Linked DNA regions of Homo sapiens: regions 2 and 3 are each linked to region 1. A link is an interaction called in ENCODE POLR2A ChIA-PET data of the cell type or tissue named here. Cell type or tissue: OCI-LY7. All regions are shown on one strand. Region 1 holds the start of ZNF501 (zinc finger protein 501). Region 2 overlaps ZNF660-ZNF197 (ZNF660-ZNF197 readthrough). Region 3 overlaps ZNF35 (zinc finger protein 35).

The links. Peaks named below come from ENCODE experiments on the same cell type or tissue, not always from the same donor. Only the 100,000 strongest peaks of a DNase experiment are listed, where the experiment ranks them.
Region 2: POLR2A ChIA-PET joins it to region 1 with 5 read pairs; 2 of 35 experiments call an interaction of 5 or more read pairs at or near these places.
Region 3: POLR2A ChIA-PET joins it to region 1 with 5 read pairs; 2 of 35 experiments call an interaction of 5 or more read pairs at or near these places.

Annotation. Positions count from the first base shown.
Region 1 is chr3:44,726,332-44,734,331 of GRCh38, forward strand. ZNF501 (zinc finger protein 501) reads left to right here and starts at 3,304. Exons shown (of 3, transcript NM_001258280.2): 1 at 3,304-3,684; 2 at 5,145-5,229; 3 at 7,866-8,000. LOC105377056 (a long non-coding RNA gene) reads right to left here and starts at 3,195. Exons shown (of 3, transcript XR_940788.4): 1 at 2,461-3,195. RefSeq lists an enhancer at 3,115-3,184. In OCI-LY7, no CTCF peak of the experiment used is centred here; a DNase peak (open chromatin) is centred at 3,260; H3K4me3 peaks cover 1,401 bases.
Region 2 is chr3:44,599,374-44,607,373 of GRCh38, forward strand. The region is part of intron 2 of ZNF660-ZNF197 (ZNF660-ZNF197 readthrough); the gene reads left to right. It overlaps ZNF660 (zinc finger protein 660), which reads left to right. Exons shown (of 3, transcript NM_173658.4): 3 at 1-321. The region is part of intron 2 of ZKSCAN7-AS1 (ZKSCAN7 ZNF cluster antisense RNA 1); the gene reads right to left. Among named protein-coding and RNA genes, the nearest start is that of ZNF660-ZNF197, 18 kb to the left of the region's middle. In OCI-LY7, no CTCF peak of the experiment used is centred here; no DNase peak of the experiment used is centred here.
Region 3 is chr3:44,660,274-44,668,273 of GRCh38, forward strand. ZNF35 (zinc finger protein 35) reads left to right here. Exons shown (of 4, transcript NM_003420.4): 4 at 1-518. ZKSCAN7-AS1 (ZKSCAN7 ZNF cluster antisense RNA 1) reads right to left here. Exons shown (of 3, transcript NR_157564.1): 2 at 989-1,113. Among named protein-coding and RNA genes, the nearest start is that of ZNF35, 16 kb to the left of the region's middle. In OCI-LY7, a CTCF peak has its summit at 1,080; no DNase peak of the experiment used is centred here.

The DNA.
Region 1 (8,000 bases):
GCTTGAGCCCAGGTGTTGGGAGCTGCAGTGAGCTAGCATCATGCCACTGCACTCTAGCCTGCGTATCAGAGAGTGAGACCCTCTCTCTTAAAAAAAAAAAAAAAAAAAAAAAAAAAAAAAAAAAAAGTACCAAAGTGGAAGCACTTCCTGAGATTTTGGGCCCTGGGATGATAAAGAATTTGAGTGTCTTGCTTATTGTGCACTGAAATTTAATTCATGACTTTAGAAGGACACAGATGGAGCCACGTCAGATCCTCAGAACAAAAGAGAAAAGATGTTGGGGTTGCTCAAGACCACACAACCAGTGTCAGATGAGGTTTAAACTGCAGTGTCCTTGCATTTCATTTACTTTTCCCTGTATTGGTCATACCTCTATTCCATATGCCTCTTTATTTTTTATAGAACTGACTACTTTTTTTTGTTTCTGAGATGGTTTCGGTCTGTTGCCCAGGCTGGAGTGCAGTAGCGTGATCCTAGCTCACTGTAGCCTAGACCTCCCAGGCTCAAGCGATTCTCTCACCTCAGCCTCCCAAGCAGTTGGGACTACAGGCGTGAGCTACCATGCCTGGCTAATTTTTAAAAAGTATTCTCTGGCCGGGTGCGGTGGCTCACGCCTGTAATCCCAGCACTTTGGGAGGCCAAGGCAGGCGGATCACAAGGTCAGGAGTTTGAGACCAGCCTGACCAACATGGTGAAACCCCGTCTCTACTAAAAATATGAAAATTAGCCAGGCATGGTGGCGCGTGCCTGTAATCCCAGCTACTAAGGAGACTGAGGCAGGAGAATTGCTTGAACCCAGGAGGCAGAGGTTGCAGTGAGCCAAGATCATGCCACTGCACTCCAGCCTGGGTGACAGAGTGAGAGTCTGTCTCAAAAAAAAGTTTTTTAATATTATTTTTTGGTACAGACAGATTCTTGCTATGTTACCCAGGCTCATCTCTAACTCCTGCCCTCAGATGATCCTCCTAACTCGGACTCCCTTACAGGCCTGAGCCACTGCATCCAGCCTAGAATTGACCACTTAGTGCTCCAATCTTTTCCTTATCCTGAGGATGTGAGGAGCTCACTTGTATAAGATTGAGAAGCTTTTTGTTCTCAAAATCTCAGACTTTCCTGAGTGTGAGGGTGACAAGTAAGTTGATGATACCTTTTGACCCCTACTTTCTACATAAGGTAGAAACCTAATCTTGACGATATGTGGCATTAGTTTCATTTATCCAGTGGCCACATCAGGGCTAAGGTTATTTTAGTGTTTTGGAACGTTTTTGGTGTCCATCCCTACCATCCGTTTTCCACCTCATTGAAAGAAGCTCAGCCCAAACTGCTATTAAACTCCAGATTACGGTTTCTAGTAACCTCAGGTGCCTCCCTCCAGACTTAATGTCCTCCACACACTACACCCTGCTGATTTGGAGACTCTTTGAAGCCTAATGTTTGGGGAATGAATAATTAGACCTAGGGTCTCTGGCCTGTGAGATGTTAGGGCTGGAGGGAAGAACTTGCTATCTGATTCCAAAGAAGTGCTGAGAATGTGACACCTGGAGAGGGAAACTTAACATTATTGTTACATGGCATGTCAACTGACAATTTTACAAAGGGTCACTTTTTAGCCAAAGATAGCGATGGCCTCAGTCTGTGGCACCAGCATTCCTGATTTGTGTCCAAAAGGGACTCCATTTTGGGAAAACAGCCAATCTGAAGATTGGAATGGATATTTTTTTTTTTTTTTAAGATGGAGTCTGGCTCTGTCACCCAGGCTGGAGTGCAGTGGCATGATCTCGGCTCACTGCAAGTCCGCCTCCCAGGTTCAAGTGATTCTCCTGCCTCACCCTCCTGAGTAGCTGGGATTACAGGGGCACACCACCACGCCCGGCTAATTTTTGTATCTTTAGTAGAGACGGGGTTTCGCCATGTTGGTCAGGCTGGTCTCAAACTCCTGACCTCGTGATCCGCCCCCCATGGCCTCCCAAAGTGCTGGGATTACAGGTGTGAGCCACCATGCCTGGCCTGGAATGGATAATTTCTCTGCTGCATCTCATTAATTTATACAGCAAGTGTTCACTTCTATATGCTGCACACTAGGGATATGATGGTGTGCACACAGCCCTATTGTCCTGAGATTGCAGATCAGTAGGAATGCTTGGAAGTGAATAAGGTACTCTCCACTCATGCCTTTATCTCTGGACTTTACCTGTCAAGATGAGCCCATGTGTGCAAATATTTCCTGAGTTAGAGCCAGCAAGATCTGAAGTTTTGTAGAAAGGGATGGGTGTGCTACCTTGAGGCCCTGAAAGGTCAGTGAAGTCAGGGCAGAACAATAGGTACTGGAGCTGGGATTTGAGACACAGACAATAGTCCTAACATTTACTGAAGATTTAAAAAATACTAGATGTTCTTAGTAATTCACACGTATTAACCTCACTTAATCCTCACAACAACCCTGTGGTACCATTATTATACCTGGTAAGTGAGGAAGCAGGCACAGAGAGGTAAAGTTGCAAAGTTCATACACTGAGAATCAGGGATTTGAGCCCAAAGCAGTGTTTGATTTGTTTTGTTTTGTTTTTGAGACAGAGTCTCACTCTATCACCCAAGCTGGAGTGCAGTGGCTCAGTCTCTGCTCACTGCAACCTCCCCCTCCCAGGTTCAAGTGATTCTCGCGCCTCAGCCTCCGGAGTAGCTGGAATTACAGGCGCCCACCAGCACACCCGGCTGATTTTTGTATTTTTAGTAGAGACAGGGTTTCTCCATGTTGGGCAGGCTGGTCTTGAACTCCTGACCTCAGGTGATCCGCCCGCCTCGGCCTCCCAAAGTGCTGGGATTACAGGAGTGAGCCACCGCGCCTGGCCTGCAGAACTTTTTCTTTTGGCCACCTGAACAAAGATCCTGGGTCAGTAAGGTGTCAGGGGTTTCTGTGAAGAGGTCAGTTTTCTTCCAGATGAGGATGTGTGTGAGGAAGGTGGAAGCCAGTTTTGTGAAAAGCCTTGAGAATCCCCAAAGGACAGTAACATAGGAAGCTAAATGTGGCGGACTTGCAGGATGAACTGATGCACAGTAAGAGCTCCTTGTGGTCGACCCTTCTGACTTCCATCCCGTTTCCCTGTGCTGGAAGACGCACGCCAGGTGGGGTCGCAGGTTGTTTCTGGTGCCGGCTTAACCGGCGCAGCACCGAAACCCGTAGCTGCGTGCGGGAAGGAACCACCGAGCGGAAGCCGCTCCCACCTTCCTAGAGAGGAGACGGTAGTGGTTATTAGCCGAGGCGCGGACTGCTGACGTCACGCCGGCTGGGCGCGTCCGGGACTTACTCCTTTCCGCAGGGCAGCACCCAGGGACCTGAGTGTTGCAAGGTGCGAGAGGGGAGCGCCGCGGGGAGCGCCGCGGGAAGCGCATGGTGAGCGGTTTCTGCTGTGCCCGGCTGCCGCGGGTCGATTCCAGCTCCTCCCTCGGGAAGCAGGGCGTTTTTCTTCCTGGAGGGCCTGTGGAGCGGAGGCCCGAGGCCTAGGGCAAACTTGCCATGAAGAAAGGAGAGGCTGTTCGAGAGCCCTAGGCTGGGAGTCGGAGGACCTGGGTTCGATTTATACATACTTAAGCATGTCAGTGAACTTCTGGGCACTTTAGTTTTCTGATTTCCAGAAGTAAATACTGTTTCCTGCCTTGCCGTTTCCCAAAGTTGTGCGGGTTGAAGTAAGTATATGCAAGAATTAGTGCCTTCCCTTCATTATTTATTCTTCTCTAACAACAACAAAATAGGTACCGTATGAAGACATGTAGACTCAATACTTTAACAGCAGGCACTATTTATTGAATGCTTACCAGCTGGCATTCTTCTAAGTAGTTGCCATGTAGTAACCCACTTATTCATTACGACAACCCTATAAAGTAGTTACTGGTATCGTCTCCATTTAACAGTTGAAAAAACTGGAGCAAAAAAAGGTTAGGTAACTTGTTCAAAAGTCCTAGTCCTGGAGCCCATGCCATACTTGTAAGTTTGCTGGTGGAAGACAGAATGTAATCAGACTAGAAAGTCCTACAGTAGAAACTTGTAAAATTCTTTGAGAATGTAGACGAGGAAGGGCCTTGGAAAAGTCAAAATTTTCCCACAAGGAAGAGGTGTGAAGTTTCACATTTGAGCTAAATATTAAAGGTTGACTGCAAGCTTGAAAATAATTGCTGGCTTATTTGACCAAATGAGGAAATAAAAGAGACGTTTGAAAATAATTAAACAGTTTGTTCAGTGTCAGTTAAGAGATGCTAGTGGATTGGGATGTATTAGACAGGAAACCAGGTTCCTGCCTTTGAATACAGTGTTCTTTGCATTAGGAGGGTTCTTGAAACCTTTCCCTTATGAAGAGTCCTTAACATCTTACAGCAGATACTCCTTACACAAAGGCAATCCTCTTGTTATTTTCGAGAAATTCCCCCAATTCTAATTGTAGGAGGATAACTGACAGGAAGTTTCCCTGCTGTTGATTCAGCCCGTTCTTAACAAGACCCATTCACCTCACGGCTAGCTCATTTAGTACTTTTCAAATAAATGAATAAACAGATTCAATCAAAGATGGACTGGAAGGGCTTGATTTGAGGTTTTTGCTCTTTTCCCATCTGTATATAGAATCAAAGCTTTGTAGAATGTTGATATTACAAGAAGCTTTAAATATTATCTAGCTTTTCAATTTCATTTAACAAATAAGAAATGGATGAGACTGAGTGACCTGTGTTAGGTCATTGAACAAATTGGTGGCAGAGCTGAGACTAGAATCCACACCTCTTGACTGAGTCCATTACTGGTCCTACTGCCCTCTATTGTAGCCCTGCAGCATTTGACTTTTGAAATCAATGGCTTTTCCAGTAGACTTAGGGGAGCCATTGGGCTCCAACCTGATGTCGTATAAAGAAATTTTTACGCCCAGATGCTTAGTCCTAGGAAGGACCTGCCCTCTTTGTACATTGTCACATCTCTCTGAAGTCTGCCAACTCACTAATTTTTGTCACTGGAGATACTCCTCTAGGATAATAACGATATTCTTTCATTTGAACTTAAAATGGTCATTTGGTTAGAGATGGGATGTTCTTGAGTTACCCTGAATCTAGAAGGTGTAGGAAGTAGGCTGGCAATTTATGAGTGGCTCTTTTTCCTCCCTCAGTGCCTCAAATTCCTGCCTTTCCTCAAGAGAAGAGCCCCCAGGAGAAAAGCCAGTATTGCTTGTGCTCCTAACAACCTGTCTCTTGGTAAGTTAACTCTAACTAGAGAGCCCAGGATGGTGGTGGTTGTGAGACTACCATCAGAAGTGATGGCAGACCTATGGTGGGACCCACCAATGTCCACTAAATGTGGACCCAGCAGAAAATGCAGGACCACACAGAAATGGATACCATTTTACTCAAATCAGTGAGGGTGGCCCACTGTGAAAACGGCTATGGAATAATTGGTTATGGGACAGGTCCTAGAGTGCACTAAGTTCTTATCAGAGTACCTGAACTGAAGACTCTACAGTCATCTGGTAGCACATCTTTAAACCACTTATTGAACTGCTCAGTATGATGCCTTAATGGTGTAGTGGTTGGATCAAGGAATATGGGTAGTAAATTATTGGAAAACCCATTGCAAATGTGATTAGGTATTTCCTCAGAGAATATGGAATGGGCTTCTGGCCATGTTTAGAACAAGAGCTTAAGTTATTGCAGCTGACATTGTCACTGGCAATCAAAAGGCAACATGGAGCCTGGGTGTCTGTCAAACTCAGTAAAATAATTCTGGGTAAATTGTATTCTTAGGTTATGGGAACTCTGTGAAGAGAATATGACTGTGTCCTGAAGAATTTGGATTAGTTTAATATGTATGCATAATATATGTACACTTATGTACGTATTTATGTTTATATGCATCAAGAGATACCTAGAAGAAGGTCCATTAAAATACTATTATTTTCTGTGGCTGGGTTTCAAGTGATTTCCTCTTCGGAGTAGCTGACCATTTAATAGAATGAGCATGCATTCTTTGTATGATAAGAAAAAAACCTTTTTATTTTGGAAAAATGAGAGTAAAGGAATTAAAAATGTGCTTAGAGTTTTGGTTTTACATCTGGTTGCTTAAACCAACTGGAGTTTGTTTTTGTATATAGCATATCCATGTTGTAAGTTAATACATCAGATAAAGATAGGTTTAGGTAAGATAGTCCACATATTTAACAAACAGTATGGTACAGGCATTGCCCAAGCAGGTAGTCGTGAACAATTTGTACAGATATAGCAGTGTGTATCATTTGACTCTCAGCCCCAATAGATCCATATGTACCAACATGAAGTGATCTCTAAGACACATTTTTTAGTGGGAAATAAAAGCAAATTGCAGAGCAGAACCTGTAGAACAATTTCATTTATTTAAAGAGAATCAAGTGATATATGTGTATAGAAAAATGTGAAGAAAAAAGGAATGAAGGAAGATACTTCAAACTTGATAATCTCTGGGGAAAGGAATAGGTTTATTTTGTTAACAAAAATTTTCTTTTAGAGAAGGGGTCTTGCTCTGTATACTAGGCTGGAGTGCAGTGGCATGATCATGGCATACTCCAGCCTCAACATCCTGGGCTCAAGTGATTTTCCCACCTCAGCCTACTGAGTAGCTGGGACTACAGGTGCACATGACCACACCCAGCTAATTTTTTATTTTTTGTAGAGACAGCATCTCACTATGTTGCCTAGGCTGCTCTTAAAACTCCTGGCCTCAAGTGATCCTCCTGCCTCAGCCTCTCAAAGTGTTGAGATTATAGGTGCGAGCCACCATGCCTGGCCTATCTTATATACTTCCATATTATCTAAATATTTTAAAGTGAGGATATATAGTTGTGTAATTTACATGATTAGAAAACAGACAAAAATGGGCCTCAGAGAAGAAGCATGTGTTAGTGTCTCCAGCACCAACTAGGGAAGAGATTGCTCTGACGTGCAGCACCTGAATATTCATTCTTTAATTCTGTGTGGCTTATTTAGGGCACCAGGGTTTCAAAATTTGATAATCATTTAGTTATGATCAATTAAATATTTTGTTCTTTCTCCAGTTCTTTGTTTCCCAAAGAGTGCTCTAATGACAGTGATTTGGTTCACATACTGTTTTTCTAAAGTCCAGAGAATATGTTAACCAGCTCTATATTAAGCACAGAAGTTTTTCATTGTAAATAAATGAAGTGACTTTATTTTCTCTCTCATTCCCCTTATAAATCTGATTAGTATATTTCAGATTTCTTTGGCTACAAAGGTGAGGGCCAGCACCTGGACCATGATGCTGTAGTCAAGTTACTGTCCAATTAAACCTTCTTCTTTAAGGACCACTTCTCTAATTTTCCTGAAACAAAACAGTGATATCTTACTTTCTTTCAGTAAGCAGGACTCTAGTTTTCAAACCTATAGGTTTCCAGTTGGGCCTAGGGAGAGAATTATAGATGGTGAATGTTTTGGAGAGAAAGAGAGATCCAATGAGGCACCTGTAAAGGTGACTGAATGAAGAAGGATTGGTGAGATAGGCCTAGTGAAAGTTACAGCCTGGATCACATTTGAAGTTTTAGAAAGGAAACTCTTTGACTATCACTAGCCTGCCATGATTATAGGTAACCTAAAGAAATAGAGTTATTATTCCTCTGTTTTTTGAGCAGTAGAGACTAAGTGGACAGTAAGTTTCCGTAACACTTATATGCCCAAGTCTAGGATACTTATTCCTTTCATATTTTCCAGTTATTTATCACTGTGGGTGCAAATCTGGATGATCCCAAATTACCTGGGTTAGTTTTTAGTATTTGATTGTTTCAGAATCAATTGTGATATGGAATTTTATAGAATTCCTAATACCTGTCACTACTTAATCTCTTCAGAGAGGCTGATCATCAGGGGTTCACTTTCAGAGAAGTTGAGAATGCAGGCTGAACAAGGAAGAGGAAGGGGAATCCTGCAGGGATGAATGAGAGGACAGCAATGCATGTGTGATGTGTGTGAGCACACACACACAG
Region 2 (8,000 bases), 130 kb before region 1:
GCGTCCTGTGTTAGGTATTACTTGGAAGAAAATTGAAGTAAAAAACAGCTTTAAGTAACTGAGTAATTAGGATTAATTAGTAGCTGTTGAATCTAAATCCCTTAAGACTAAATTTCATTGCAGCTCTGTACCCTCAGCAGGACTTCCTTTCTTGATTGTTTTTTCCATTTAATATAAAATTTAAAAGATGCCCATATTGTCAGTTGTTTTTAGTCGCCAGACTGTCTTTAATAGCCTCTGATGTTATAAAACTGGAGTCATGAAATTGTTTTGCAGGAAGTAGTGATAATTCCTTCAATAAACGTCTGCTATTCTTATAAATATCACTTTTTTTTTCTTTTTGCTTACTTTCTTTGTTCAGAGTGGGAAAAAAATAGTTCAATCTGCTTTTCTTTAAGTAGCTATATTAGGGTTCTTTCTCCAGAGGGATGGAATGAATAGGATGTATGTATATATAAAAGAGATTTTACTAGGGAGAATTGGCTTAAGGCAAAGTCCCGCCATAGGCCATCTGCAAGCTGGCAAAAGAGAAGCTGGTAGTGTGGCTCAGTCCAAGTCTGAAAGCCTCAAAACCAAGGAAACTAAAGTGCAGCCTCAGTCTGAGGCCAGAGGCCCTAGAACCTCCAGGAGGCTGCTGGTGCAAGTCCCAGAGTCCAAAGACTGAAGAACTTAGAATGTCTAAGGGCAGGAAGAGAGGAAGCAAAGCACCTGGCATGGAAAGAGACAGGAGACCCAGCAAGCTTCTTATCCCCCTTCTTGCGGCTGCTTTCTTCTAGCTGTGCTGGCAGCTGATTAGATATGCCTACTGACATTGAGGGTGGGTCTTCCTCTCCCAGTCCACTGACTCAAATGTCATTCTCTTCTGTCATCACCCTCACAGACACTCACAGAAACAGTGCTTCCCCAGCCATCTAGGCATCTCTGAATCCAGTCAAGTTGACACCTAATATTAACCATCATAGTGGCTGTTTTTAGAATAAAGAAGTGATTCTGGCTGGTTTCTCATTCAAACACTACAAGAAGTTTGTAATTTTCACACTAGTAATACATAAGTAAGCACTCTCTAGCCATTAGAAATTTTCCTTCTGTTATTTCTTGAGAGGGCTATGTGCCATACCCTCTCTCTGGCCACACACGTGCTTCATACCCCTACTGCTGTGCAGACCTCAGATGGCTGTATAAAAACCAGCCATGTTCTCTGAAGTCCCTCTCTGCTCCAGAAGGTAGGTTTGAGAGGGTTAAAAAGAGATGGCAGACTCCTTTCTGTGCAGCATAGTTACAGGACCTGACTAGTTCCCATTCCTCTCTCTGATTATTTCAAATCCAGACGGCACAACTTGACTATATGGATTACAGACATACAAAAGCTGTGACCAATCTCTGAAACCAAGGCTAGTGGATTCCAAGTTTGGGATTCACAAGAGGTAATTTTACACCTACAGATAAATTTCCCAGGCCCACCAAATCAGCATATCTACAGTGGGGCCTTGGAATAAAACAAAACTTTGCAATGGGGATCAGATAAAATTTTCCTTTAGGAACCTTGAGGTTTTTTTCTTTTTTCCTTTTTCTTTTTTTTTGTAGAGAAGGAATCTCACTATGTTGGCTTGCCCAGGCTGATCTTGAGCTCCTGGCCTCAAGCAATCCTCCCACCTTGGTCTCCCAAAGTACTGAGATTACAGGTGTGAGCCACTGTGTCCAGCCCAGGAGCCTTGACTCTTTACATGACTGTTGACTGTTTTTATACTGATTATCCATTTTCCTTTGGAAGAACAGAAGACTCTTCCCACAGAAGATTTGTGACAAATTACAAAATTATTGAGACTTATACCAAAGCTTGTACAATCATATGACAAATCAGCAGTTAACTGAGTCAGAAAGAAAATGCTGTCACATTCGCAGTTAGTTTAACCACAGAATTTAGCATGTTTTTAAAAAGTAGAATAGGCCAGACGCGGTGGCTCACGCCTGTAATCCCAGCACTTTGGGAGGCCAACGCAGGCAGATCACTTGAGGTCAGGAGTTTGAGACCAGCCTGGCTAACATGGTGAAACCCCGTTTACTAAAAAAATACAAAAATTAGCCAGGCATGGTGGCGCACGCCTGTAATCCCGGCTACTTAGGAGCCTGAGGCAGGAGAATCGCTTGAACCCGAGAGGCAGAGGTTGCAGTGAGCAGATATTGCGCCACTGCACTCCAGCCTGGGTGATAGAGTGAGACTCCATCTCAAGAAAAAAAAAGAAAGAATAAAACAACATGACAAGCTGGGTATTCATAAAGCCCTTTGGCTACAAACACACAGAAATGCTGAATAAAATTTAAACGTCCTTTTAAAGTATTTTCAAGAAAGTGAAATAAATCCTTAGAGCCAAAAATGAAGATGAAATGGAAGTTAGAAAGGTAAGTGTGTGGATGCTGTCTTTGGTTGCCAAGAGGCAGTTTGGTGATTTGGTATCCAATGGACTTGAATTTTATCAGCCATGCAGAAGAGGATTTGAGTCCTTGGGCTTGCAAGAGGGGGAAAGTTGGCACAGGTCTCCACAAGAAGCCCAGATGCTTACAGGGCTACACCCTCAGTGAAAGTATGCATTAGAAAAAAGTCAGCCAGCAGCAATGGAAGACAGCAAGGAGGATTGTGGGATTTGTCCTGGGCTTAAAGTGGGTGAGGTAGATTAAAGCTGAGGATAGTTCCCAGAGAAGGCTGACATTTGAAGGCTTTTGGCCTGCCCCTCTAGTGAGGTGGTTGCGGGGAGAAAATCTGAAGAGGAATCCGGACAGTGTGGCACAATGCCCTCTGCACAGAACATGATGTAATTAAGATAGAAGTCAAAATTAAAATACATTTGGAAATTAATGCATTTCTAAAGAATTCCTGGGTTAAGAAGAAAACTTAATTTAAAAAAGGGAAAATACTTAGATATGAAGAAAACTGAAGGACAGTCTTCTATTTCTGGTCATAGAAGAGTTACAGGAACCAGAATTATACCCCTGCTTGAAATAATCTCAAATAAAATAGATGAAATAATAGCTTTTAAGACATTGGGCATCAACAACAAAATATGATGATCTCTGATAGATGGGAAACAAATGAGATGAGCCCTACAAATGTCCTAACTTATTGTCTTGAGAGAGTTACCAGACAGCTACACAGGGATGGGAGACCCAGGTGTAGCTGTGTGATGAAGTTCCTGAGTTGAAGACACAACTGAGAATCTAAGGAGACCAAGGCAGATAGAGTTCACAAGACAGAATTCTGGAGGAGAGGGACCTGCACAGAGAATTCTGGGGATCTTTGAAGGGTCCCCTAGGATACTCCACAGAGTACTGATTGGCGTATGAGGAAAACTTATCTGAGGCCAAAGAAAGAACCATCCCAAAGGATTAGAGGGAATGGTGTCAGGCATAGAAATATGGCCAGGAATAGTGACTGTTCTCACAAGCTGGACTGAAAACACTGCATTGCTTTGTGCATTAGGTAGAGTACTCAGAAGGGACTGTCTCAGTCGGGAAGAACAGTAAGCCACAGAATAAATGTGAAGAAAACTACTCTATAATTAAATTGCTCAAAACATTCAAAAATAAAATGACCAGAGGACAAAGACATTAGGTATGGAGAAGAAGACAGGGATCACAACAGATTTCTCACTGGACACAATGCAACCATGAAGAGAGTGGAGCGGCATGTTTAAAGTACTGAAAGAAAAAAATCTCAGCTACTCCAGCGGCTGAGGTGGGATGATCACTTGAATGCAGGAGCTCAAGGCTGCAGTGAGCCATGATCACACCACTGCACTCCAGCCTGGACAACAGAGTAAGCCAAACTAGAATTCCAGACCAGTGAAAATATAGTTCAAGAACAAAGGCAAAACATATTTGCAGACATTAAAAAGCTAAAATAATGGATCACTCACAGACCTGTACTATAAGAAATGTTAAAGTAAGTCTTTTAGGCAAAAGAAAAATGACACCTGATAGAAATATGAATTTTTCCCAACCTTGGCCTTATTGACATTTTGGACCAGATAATTTTTGTGGCAGGGGCTATCCTAGCATTCTAGGATGTTTAGCAGCATCAATGGCTTTTACCCCGTCATGACAATTAAAAATATCTCTCAATATTGCCCCCAAATGAGAACCACTGCTATATGCCACTGCTGTACAGGAAGTAGTATAATACCACTTGAAGGCAGACGAATAAGCTAAAGACATACACTATAAATCCTAAAGCAATCATTAAAAAACAAATAATTATAGCTGATCAAAAAAGTTATTGGCCAGGCACAGTGTCTCACGCCTGTAATCCCAGCACTTTGGGAGGCTGAGGCAGGCAAATCACTTGAGCTCAGGAGTTCGAGACCAGCCTGGGCAACATGGCAAAACCTCGTCTCTACAAAAAAACACTATATATATCTGGGCGTGGTGACACATGCCTGTAGTCCCAGCTACTCCGGAGGCTGAGGTGGGATGATCACTCGAGCCCGGGAAGTTGAGGCTGCAGTGAGCCATAATCATACCACTGCACTCCAGCCTGGGCAACAGAACAAAATTCTGTCTCAATATAATACAAAGAAGAAAGAAAGAAAAGAAAAAAATGTTATAGTCAGGTATAGTGGCTAACACCTATAATCCCAGCACTTTGGGAGGCCAAGGTAGGAAGATTGCTTGAGGTCAGGAGTTCAAGACTCACCTGGGTAACATAGTGAGACCCTGATTCTACAAAAAAAAAAAAAAGATAATTTAGCTAGACATGGGATGCATGCCTGTAGTCCTAGCTGCTTGGGAGGCTGGCATGAAAGGATCACTGAGCCCAGGAGTTCAAGGCTATAGTGAGCTATAACCACACCACTGCACTCCAACCTGGGTGATAGAGCAAGTCTCCATCTCAAAAAAAATTATGGAATGTTGTTAAAACATTAGCTGAGGGAAATTATAGCACTAAATATCTACATTAGAATATGGTATCATAGACTGTATGTACACACACACACACACGCACACACACACGCGTGCGCACACACACACACAAAAGAGTAGCCGGGTGTGGTGGTGCATGCCTACAGTCCCAGCTACTTGGGAGGCTGAGGTGGGAGAATTACTTTAGCCCAGGAGTTCAAATGCAGCCTGGGCAAAATAGTGAAACCCTATCTCAGTGTTAAAAAAAAATAAAGGAAAAGAGTAAAGTTTAAGAAACTAGAATAAAAAAAGCAAAGTAATGCCAATGTAAACAGAACAAAAGAAATAATAAAGATCAAAATGGGAACCTGTAAAATGGAAAACAAGAAGACAATAGAGAAAATCAAGCCAAAAGTGGTTTTTAGAAAATAAATAAATGCATAAGCTTCTAGTAGGACTGATCAGCAAAAAAAAGGAAAAGAGACACAAAGTATCGACATTGGGATTAAAAGAGGTGACATCACTATGGATTCTACACCAATTAAAGGATAATGGGGGAATGTTATAAACAACTTTATGCCAATAACTTTGATAATTTAGATCAAATGGCCAGTTCCCTGACAGACACAAACTACCAATACTCACTTTAGAAAAAAAATAGATAGCGCTGAATAGTGCTATAACTATAAAAAATAAAACACTTCCCCCACAGACATAGAAATCTAGGCCCAAGATCACATCAAGTTAAAAAGCTTCTGCATAGCAAAGAAAACCAGCAACAAAGTGAAGGAACAACCCACAGATTGGGAGAAAATATTTGCAAATTACCCATCTGACAAGGGATTAATCACCAGAATATATAACAAGCTCAAACAACTCTATAGAAAACAAATCTGATAATTCGATTTTAAAAATAAGCAAAAGATTTGAGTAGACATTTCTCAAAAGAAGAAATACAAATGGCAAAAAGGCATATGAAAAGGTGCCCAACATAATTGATCATCAGAGAAATGCAAATCAAAACTACAATAACATATCATCTCAGTCCAGTTAAAATGGCCTTTTTCCAAAAGACAGGTGATAACAAATGTTGGTGAGGATGTGGAGAAAAGGGAACCCTTATACACTGTTGGTGGGAATGTGAATTAGTACAACCACTATGGAGAACAGTTTAGAGGTTCTGACGAAAACTAAAAATAAAGCTACCATATGATCTAGCAATCCCACTCTTGGGCATATGCCCAAAACAAGGGAAATTGGTACTTTGAAGAGATATCTGTACTACTGTGTTTGTTGCAGCAGTGTTCACAAAGCCAAGATTTGGAAGCAACCTAAGTGTCCATCAGCAGATGAATGGATAAAGAATATGTGGTACTTATACCCAATGGAATATTATTCAGCTATAAAAAAGAATGAGATCCTTTATTTGCAACAACATGGATGGAACCAGAGGTCATTATGTTAAGTGAAATAAGCCAGGCAAAGAAAGACAAACATCTTATGTTCTTATTCGTGGGATCCAAAAATCAAAGCAATTGAACTCATGGGGATAGAGAGTAAAAGAATGGTTACCAGAAGCTGGGGAGGGTAGTGGGGGGTGGGGGTAGTGGGGATGGTTAATGGGTATTTAAAAAATAGAAAGAATGAATAACACCTAGTATTTGATAACAGGGTGACTAAAGTCAATAATAATTTAATTGCTTTTTTTTTTTTTTTTTTTTTGACGGAGTCTCGCTCTGTCGCCCAGGCTGGAGTGCAGTGGCGCCATCTCAGCTCACCGCAAGCTCCACCTCCCGGGTTCATGCCATTCTCCTGCCTCAGCCTCCCGAGTAGCTGGGACTACAGGCGCCCGCCACCATGCCCGGCTAATTTTTTGTATTTTTTTTAGTAGAGACGGGGTTTCACCTGCCAGGATGGTCTCCATCTCCTGACTTCATGATCCGCCCGCCTCGGCCTCCCAAAGTGCTGGGATTACAGGCGTGAGCCACTGCGCCCAGCCTGCATATTTTAAAATGACTAGAAGAATGTAATTGGATTGTTTATAACACAAAGAATAAATACTTGAGGGGATGGATACCCCATTTTCCACAATGTGATTATTACACATTGCATGCTTGTATCAAAATATCTCCTGCACCTCATAAATATACACACTTACTATGTACCCACAAAAATTAAAAATTCAAAAAAATCTAGACCTAGGTGGCTTCACTGGTAAATTTTATCAGACGTTTAAGGAAGAAATAGTACTAACTTTATACAACAAGCTCCTGCAGAAAATTGAGTATGAGGAAATATTTTCCAACTCAGTCTGTGAGGCCAGCATTAACCAGATCCAATACAATAAAAGTGTTACAATAAAAGTACAGACCAATAGCCTTCACAGACTTAAATGCAAAAATCCTAATTCATTTAATTTTAGCAAATTAAAGCCAACAATATGAAATTTTAGTAAATCACTATCCAATAATTGGATAATACATCCAGACCAAAGGAATTTTTTCAAAAAATGCAATGTTGGCTTTGTATTTGAAAATTGATCAGTGTAATTCACCATATTAACAAGCTAAAAATGAAAAATCATGGTCACTATGATGGTATAGAATAAGCTTTTGACAAAATCTAACATCCATCATTGATTTTGAAATTTTAAACCCCTCAGCAAATTAGGGGTAAACGAGATCCTAAATCTGATTTAAAAGTATCTACAAAAATTTTATAGTTGGTATCACACTTAATGTTGAAAGACTGAGCTTTCCTCCTGAGATCAGGAACAAGATAAAGTGCTTTCACCACTTTGTCTACTCAACAGTGTACTGCAGGTTCTAGCCAGGGCAGTTAAAATAAGTAAATAAATAAATAAATGGCATACAGGTTGGAAAGAACAAAGTAAAATTGTCCTTCTTTGTAGACGACACAATTCGCTATGTATAAAATCCAATTAAATCTCTTTTAAAAGCTACTAGAACTAGTAAGTGAGTTGAGGAAGGTTGCAGGACACATAACTTTATAAAAATCAATTTGATTTTTATATACTAACAATGAACAATTTGAAATCAAAATTTAAATAATATCATTTATAATAGCATTAAAATATGAAATACAGT
Region 3 (8,000 bases), 66 kb before region 1:
TTTGTTTTTTAAAACTCTGATGATTGCTTGAGCAACAGGCAGGTTATCTGCCTGGTTGAATTCTGGTTGAACCGTGTATTCTAATATTTCTGGTTAAGTGGTGACTGGGTAAGGAAACCACTTGGGGTAGCAGTTCAACAATTCACTTACGAATGTTTATAAGCTTTCCATTTCCTAGGTAATTTTTTAAAAGCCAGTCAAAACAAAAACTTTACTGAAAATGGACAGAAATAGGAAATGGACTTTTTCCTTACTGTCTATACCTCCTGAACCTTGGTATTGTAAAGATCTGGGGACCTCTGGGTCTGTTCTGACCATTCCCTAGTCTCCATGGCCAAGCACTCAAGGATTGATGGACACCACACACCAGCTATATTCATTTGCCAAGATCAACAGCTCCTTCTCCAAACAACTCAAGCCCCCAATTCCCATCGCATTCCATTTGGGTGAGATGCAACTAACAGCCCCTTCCTGGATGAAGGAGTCAAAGAATAAAGCTTGCCTAGAGGCATGCCCCAGTTGTCTCTGCTGTCATTCTGCTCAAGTCCAGCCAGGGGTCTCAGTTTGGGTTTCATTCTCACATTCTGGATGGTGTTTAGAAGAAATAGTGGAGCTCTTCTCATTCTGAGAAGACCAAAGAGGGAAAGTGATGGGAGAGGGGAGGTGGAAATAAGATTCCTAAGGTCTTAATTTGATTTTTTGAGAAATTCAGAGGTATTGGAATATGAAAAACTTTTAGAAGGATGAAGAAACTGGCCAAGGTAAGATATCTTTGTTACCATTCAGCCTTTACTCCTGGAAAAATGATTTATAAAACTATGCAATAGGTAGAGTTATGTAATAATATTGCCTTGTATTTATATAGAACTTTTATTCTTTGTTGTGTACCCTTATGTATTGATCATGATACCTGGCACGTATCTCACGCTTTCACATAGATCACCTACCTCAGTCCTTACAACACTGAAACAGGTGGTTGCCCATTTACCTGAGAATGGTCATTTAGTGCAAGGCCAAGTAACAAGTGACAGCTTATATCCAAGTCCAGGTCCTGAATCTAGATTCTCTGTTCTGCCATGCCACTTGCCAAACACCTGTAATCCCCATGCAGACCTGTAGGGGAGACAAAGAAAGGGGTGTGTAGTCCCATTTTTCAGGTGAGGAAGCTGATGTGACAGATGTTTGGAGTGTGCCTTAGGCACTGTGACCAGAAATCAGCAAACCTAAGACTAGAATTTGGGTCTCCTGATTTCTGGCTCTGTCCCTCCATGCTGTTCCAATGCCTCAGGGCATGCAAGAGCATTTATCATAAATGCTGAGCCTGATGCAGCTCTCATGCAGAAGTCCCATGCATTTATTATCACATTTCTGCAAGACTAAATATTAATCACATAGTGTTTTCTAGTTTACAGAGCACTTCTTTTGTGTGTTAGTTTTGTTTTGTTTTTGAGATGGAGTCTTAGGCTGGAGTGCAGTGGCACAATCTTGGCTCACTGCAACCTCTGCCTCCCAGGTTCAAGTAATTCTCTTACCTCAGTCTCCCGAGTAGCTGGGACTACAGGTGCATGCCACCACGCCTGGCCAATTTTTTTTTTTTTTTTTTTTTGAGACAGAGCCTTGCTGTGTTGCCCAGGCTGGAGTGCAGTGGCACGATCTTGGCTCACTGCAACCTCCGCCTCCCGGGTTCAAGTGATTCTCCTGCCTCGACCTCCTGAGTAGCTGAAATTACAGGTGCACGCCACCACCCCCAGCTGATTTTTGTATTTTTAGTAGCAGTGGGGTTGGTCAGGCTGCTCTTGAACTCCTGACCTCGTGATCCACCTGCCTTGGCCTCCCAAAGTGCTGGGATTACAGGAGTAAGCCACTGCGCCCAGCCTTTTTTGTATTTTTAGTAGAGACGAGGTTGCACTATGTTGGCCAGGCTGGTCTCAAACTCCTGACCTCAGGTGATCCACCTGCCTCGGCTTCCCAGAGTGTCAGGAATACAGGCACGAGCCACCATGCCTGGCCTACAGTGCACTTTCACATACAGAAGGCATACACAAGAAAGCTTATTAATTTCCTTTTTCCTCCCTCCTCTAGTTTTTTTTCCAAAACATATGCAACTTACTTTCCCAGTTTCACTCTAAATCATAGAGACACAAATACAAGAAATCAAAAGGATTCAAAAGTAGGATCAAATACTCATGCCCTCACCAATCCTAACAGTGACTGTTCCAGTCTCCCTGATGGAATGGAGAGACCCAAATAAACCACCCCCTGTCTCTGCTGAGAGTAGGAACAAGTTAGTTTTTTCCCCCTGCCTTATCAGGAAGCTGAGAATATCAGGAGAGCAGGTCTGAAGATTTGAGAAAACTCTGTGACCTTGACCCACCAAGAGACAGAAACTACTTTGCTTAAAGAATACCTGCTGGGATTTATGACCATTAAGACAGTTAAACCATTCTACCATCACATATGTTTATCCTCATAATATTCAGTTATGGATGATTGTGATTTTCACTCATAGGTAGTTCAGAAAAGCTACGCAGGGGATTATGATGCAAAACTAGGTTTGAGATTCACTGACCCAACCTTGCAGTAAAGCAGTGGTTTTAAACCTTGGCTTCATGTTAGAATCACATTGGGCACTTTTTTAAAATTTCCATTTCTAGACCTCTGTATTTTTTAAAACTCTGGAGGGGATTACAATGACAAGCAAAGGTTATGAGCCACTGTAGCAAAAAGTAAAGGCTGCAGGCCAAGAATGTGTGTGATCAAAGGTGGAGGGGGTGGGGGTGCTCCAGTATAAGGATCTGTACGTGCAAAGCATTCTATGTATTTTTAGCAGAACAGGAGACTTACTTTACACTAGCTGAACTAGGTGTCCATCAGTGCCTCTGCCAACCATTGGATGTTAGAGGATTCTGCCACCTAGCTTATTTTATTTGTATTTAAGTGAATATACCAAACATTTATATGAGCAAACCAAGTTTTACATAACATGCTTTTGGTATGTATTATGACTTTTTACATTTCTACTTGGATTTCCTCTTCAGATCTCAGTTTCCACAAATCTGCATCCAGGTTCAGGGCCTCTGATTCTGCACAAATCATATGAGCCAAGTGGATTGATTACTAGACAGATCAGATCCTTCCCCAGCTAATAACTCTGCCTTCTGATTCCAGTCCTCAAAATAAATTGCAGCCTGCCATTTTCTTTATGTTTTATAAGGGAGGAGTGACCACCTTTTGTCAGTTTGCTTAGTTTCCTATTCTTTGGGCTCATCTCCCATCTTTTTTGGGTAGTCTTGCTAGGAGTGGTTGGGAACTCTGAAGCCCCATTTTCCCAAGTTGCTGAGAGCTATCAGACTTTTAGCTGTCAGGCTAAGAGCTCTGTTGCAGGCCTAGTGATTGGCATTAAGAGTAGGGCCAGGAAATCTGTCCTCATCCTCAAATGAGACCAACAGATATGTATTAAGTGGAGCACAGTGATGCAAAACTGATGGCGAAATCACGTACAGTACTCTGGGAGCACAGGAGAAAGACTTCAATCCCTAACACGAAGTTACACACTCAAACACAGCCATAAATTCCACCAGGCTTAGGAAGAGGTGTCTTTGGACAAAGCTAATTGTTCACCTGCTCTGTATCCCCTCCCTGTCTCAGGTAGTTGTCCCTCTCCCACGTCTGTCACCTCTCCACTTGCTCATCCATTGTAGGCACTGCAACCTTTCTGGGGTTGCAGCCCCTTTGGGAATCCTGGGAAGATTATGGATCCTCTTCCCCTAAGAAGTGTACGTTGCAGATTAAATCTTGTGCTTACTTGGAGGTTATGCAGGCTTCCTGAAGACAATACATACATTTAGAGCCTAAAGTTGAATCTGGGGTGTATTACATAATCACCAGTGACTTTTTTTTTTTTAAATGAGGTTAGGTTACAGAATCACTAAGAATGTTGCCCAGACATTCTTTAAACCTTTAAAATTTGTTTTTCTCTTAGATTCCTTCCCTTATCAAATGACATTATCCCCACCACCTGGGGCACGCAGATTGAATGTCCAGAAGCTATTTCTGCCTTCCTAAGCATCATTCATTACAAAAACATTTTGTGTTCCCTTGTGGTGAACGTCATGCTAGATTCTGGACTGCCAAAGCAAACCTGGTCCACTATCCCTGTTGTCATGTCTGTTATGGGAAAAATATCAGGATCCCTAACATGATTTACTGAGCTCTTCATAATCTCTTTCCAGCCTCATCTCTTCACTCTCAGGCACCTTTTACTGCAGCCTAGAGGCACGTGCTTGCTCTTCTCTGTGCCTTTGCTCACACTTTTCTCAGTGCCTATAATACCTCATCACTACTTCCCACTCAGTCCCCTTCTACTTTTGCAAGCTTAGTTTCTTTTTATATTTGGTTCAAGTTCCATCTCTGGGAAACCCCTGACTGCGTTATGGTTAAAGGCATATTCAGAAGTATATTTATTAATACGCATATACAAGTGCATGATATGCTATGTGTCCAGAGATTTACCTTTTTGCTTTAAAGTGAAAAAGTCTGGATTAAAAATTGTGTATATAATACAGTTCTCATATACTGTTGCTTTTATATATACTATATACTATTTAAAAGTATATAGATAAATTACCTGAAGGAAAAAAGAAAATATTATAAGTGGTTAAATGACTTACAGCCATACTGACGGTTAATTCCAGGCTTACATTCAAACCCATATACTCTGGATAATAGGATTATGGTTTACTAAGAGGGGTTTTGTTTGTTTGTTTTAGCAATTTCTATATTTCTATAAGGAGCAAGAATTTTATAAAAATAATTATTATATTTACATATCTAGTTTATTATATTAACTATAAACCATATCTCAATTCTCCATTTTGTGGTATGTTGGAGGGACCCTTCCCTTCCTTTCCCTTTCCCTTTTCCACGTCGTTGGCTCTTACATTGTCAAGTCTGATAATTCTTAAATTCTATTCTGTAACCAGTTAGGATTTTATGTTTGGTTATTGATTGATTTCAAAAGCTGAAAATAAACAGCATGAACATTATTACAACCATCTGAATATTGTTGATTGCAGATCTTAGCTTACTGTGTTTATATTTCCTTTTGGGATCAGCTTTTTGTTTTTACGGAAGTTTCTAGTTGCCTTTCTTTTTACCTTGTACTGGTTGCTTTCCACACACTCACAGTCATTTTCAAATTCTCCATTCAATTAAATACTCTGTTGAATTCACTTCTTTTCTCTCTGTATATTCTGCTTTCAGCCTCCTGCTCTAGTCTGTTTTTGATGACCTTTCTGCCTATATTCTGTTGTTACACTGGACTCAACTGTTTCTGAATTCTGTGTCTTCCTTTTTCTTTATTTACTTCATCATTTTATTATAGTACATGTCAAGTCTCCTGTCAGGAAAGAGTACATGGAAGGCAGAGTTGTTGAGTGTCTGTGTCTTTCTCTGACCTCTCACTTGATGGTAGTTTGGCTGGCTCTGGAATTCTAGGTTGAAAAATTTCCCTAGAAGTTTGTAGCCACTGCTTCACTGACTTACAGCATCCACTGCTGCTAATGAGATGCCTGATTCCAATCTGATACTTATTTATTTGACAATCAGTAAATAGTATTTACATTACAGTGATCTGTTTTCCCACCCCTATGCCTGGAAGCTTTTAAAGTCTCTTCTTTATCTTTGATGTATTCAGTTCCCTAATGCTCAGTGGAATTTTTCAATCTACAGACTCAGGTACTCCTACTCTTGGAAATTTTCTCATTATTTATATGACTATTCCCCCTTTCCATGTTTTTTCTCTTTATAGAGTTCCTGTTCCTGCTAATCAAATGTTGGACCTTGTGGATTGATCCTTAGCTGCATTCATTATTTCCATTTCTTTGTATTGTGCCACTATGAGAAGAGTACCTTGATTATTTTCTAATGAATAATATTTTTAACAGTAATAATTTTAACAATAACTAGTTTAATTTCTGAGAGCCTTTTCTTAAAAGTATCTTCTGTCACATGAATTATCTCATTCCCTTCATGCCCCTGCCACTGGGTCCTTTTTTCCCTCTGTTTACCTTGTTTACTCTCATTAGACTTTCCTCAAATGTGATTCTTACACCCATATACGTGTGCGTGTGCACGTGAGTGTGTCTGTGAATTAAAAGCCTAATTGAGACCTCTGTGTGTAGGAGTGAGATTTGCCCACTGTTTCCCTGGAGAACCCTAAATGCCAGAATACAGAATATTTTGCCTTGGGCTCTTACATTTAATTAGCAAAAATCCTCTGATATTTTTGTCTGGGGTTTAGATGCTGTTAAGTGCTTTTCTAGAAGTGGAGGGAAGGAAGCCAAGTGTTATTACAGACTTCCATTTAATGCCCTTATTTTTAGATCCACTTCTGCCTCCCAGCCTTCATTGTACCTGGGGTTTCAAAATTCCAAGTCTCCGGGGTTGGGCAGGGTAGATCAGCTACCTCCTTCCATTGGATAGCCCTCAGCAAGAGTTCCAAGCTGTTACTCCCTCCACCCAGCTGTCTTAGTTACCACATCATTCATTTTCCATCTTCTAGAAATTTGTTCCTTTTATCTCATTGTTATAGTTTTTTTTTTTTTGAGATGGAGTTTTGCTCTTGTTGCCCAGGCTGGAGTGCAATGGGGCAATCTTGGCTCACTGCACCCTCCACCTCCCGGTTTCAAGCAGTTCTCCTGCCTCAGCCTCCTGAGTAGCTGGGATTACAGGCGCATGCCACCACTCCCAGCTAATTGTTTTTTGTATTTTTTAGTAGAGATGGGATTTCACCATGTTGGCCAGGCTGGTCTCCAACTCCTGACCTCAGGTGATCCGCCCACCTTGGCCTCCCAAAGCGCTGGGATTACAAGCGTGAGTCACCACGCCCAGCCTCATCGTTACACATTTTAACCATTTTTACTCATTGTTATTTTAGGGGAAGTTAAACCATTTTTAAAAGAATGTTGATATCCTTTGATACAGCAGTACCACTTTTAGAAAGCTGTCTTAAGAATGAATATTTGTACAATGATTTATATACTTGTCGATGTTACTCATTTCACAAAAAAGTGACTAACCTAAGTAACAATAGGGGAATGATTAAATAAGTTATAATACTATGGAATATTGTGCAACCACTAAAGGTCATAATTAAAAGAATAGTGATATGATAATAGCACACAGTAATATTAAATAAATGATGCAAAGTACAAAATAAAACACTGTACAGAGAGCTGAGTTTTCTGAGATGCACATGCATAGGAAAGAAAGAAATTGGGGGTTAACTGTGGTTAAATTTCCAGCAGTCTACATTTTCTACAATGAGCCTGTATTACTTTTATGATCAGGAGGGGAAGGTTAATAAAAGAGAAAGATCATGGCTTGTTCAGAGTGGTGAGACTTTCTTGTGAAGTGTGAAATGGGTAGTGGGGAATAATAGAATAAGGGTCTGGAGAAGTAAGGTCCCTATTTTTATCCATTGTTAGCATTTTATGGTTACCAAGAACCTAATACCAGGTGAAGGAGTTCAGCAGAAGAATATATATTTGTGACATTGTTCTGGCTGGACAGTGGAGGCTGAGCTGGTGAGGGGAGAAAGGAATCCTGAAGACCATATTGGCAGTTTTTTTCAGAGCCCAAGAGAGACAGTGGGATTCTGACCCAGCCACTAGAAGGGGGCCAGAGGAGAAGGAATAGATGTGATGTTTTGAAGATAAAATGAGCAGACCTTAAGGGACACGGAAGATCAAGCAGCAAATTCCCAAGCCAGAAGTCTGGGCCTCTACATCCTGGTGAGACCTACGACATGACAAATGAGGCCAGGCCCAGGTCCGAGAGGCACTGCTTTCCTTGCAGCTCTCTGGAGCTACCCTGTCTTCACAGTGGCTAATGCCTCTCTGATGTTGGGAAGGGCTGGAGACAAGGGAGGAGACAACCCAACTCATAGCAGGCTACCTGGCTATCGTAGGCTACCTTGACACTGACTAGGTTCCCTACTT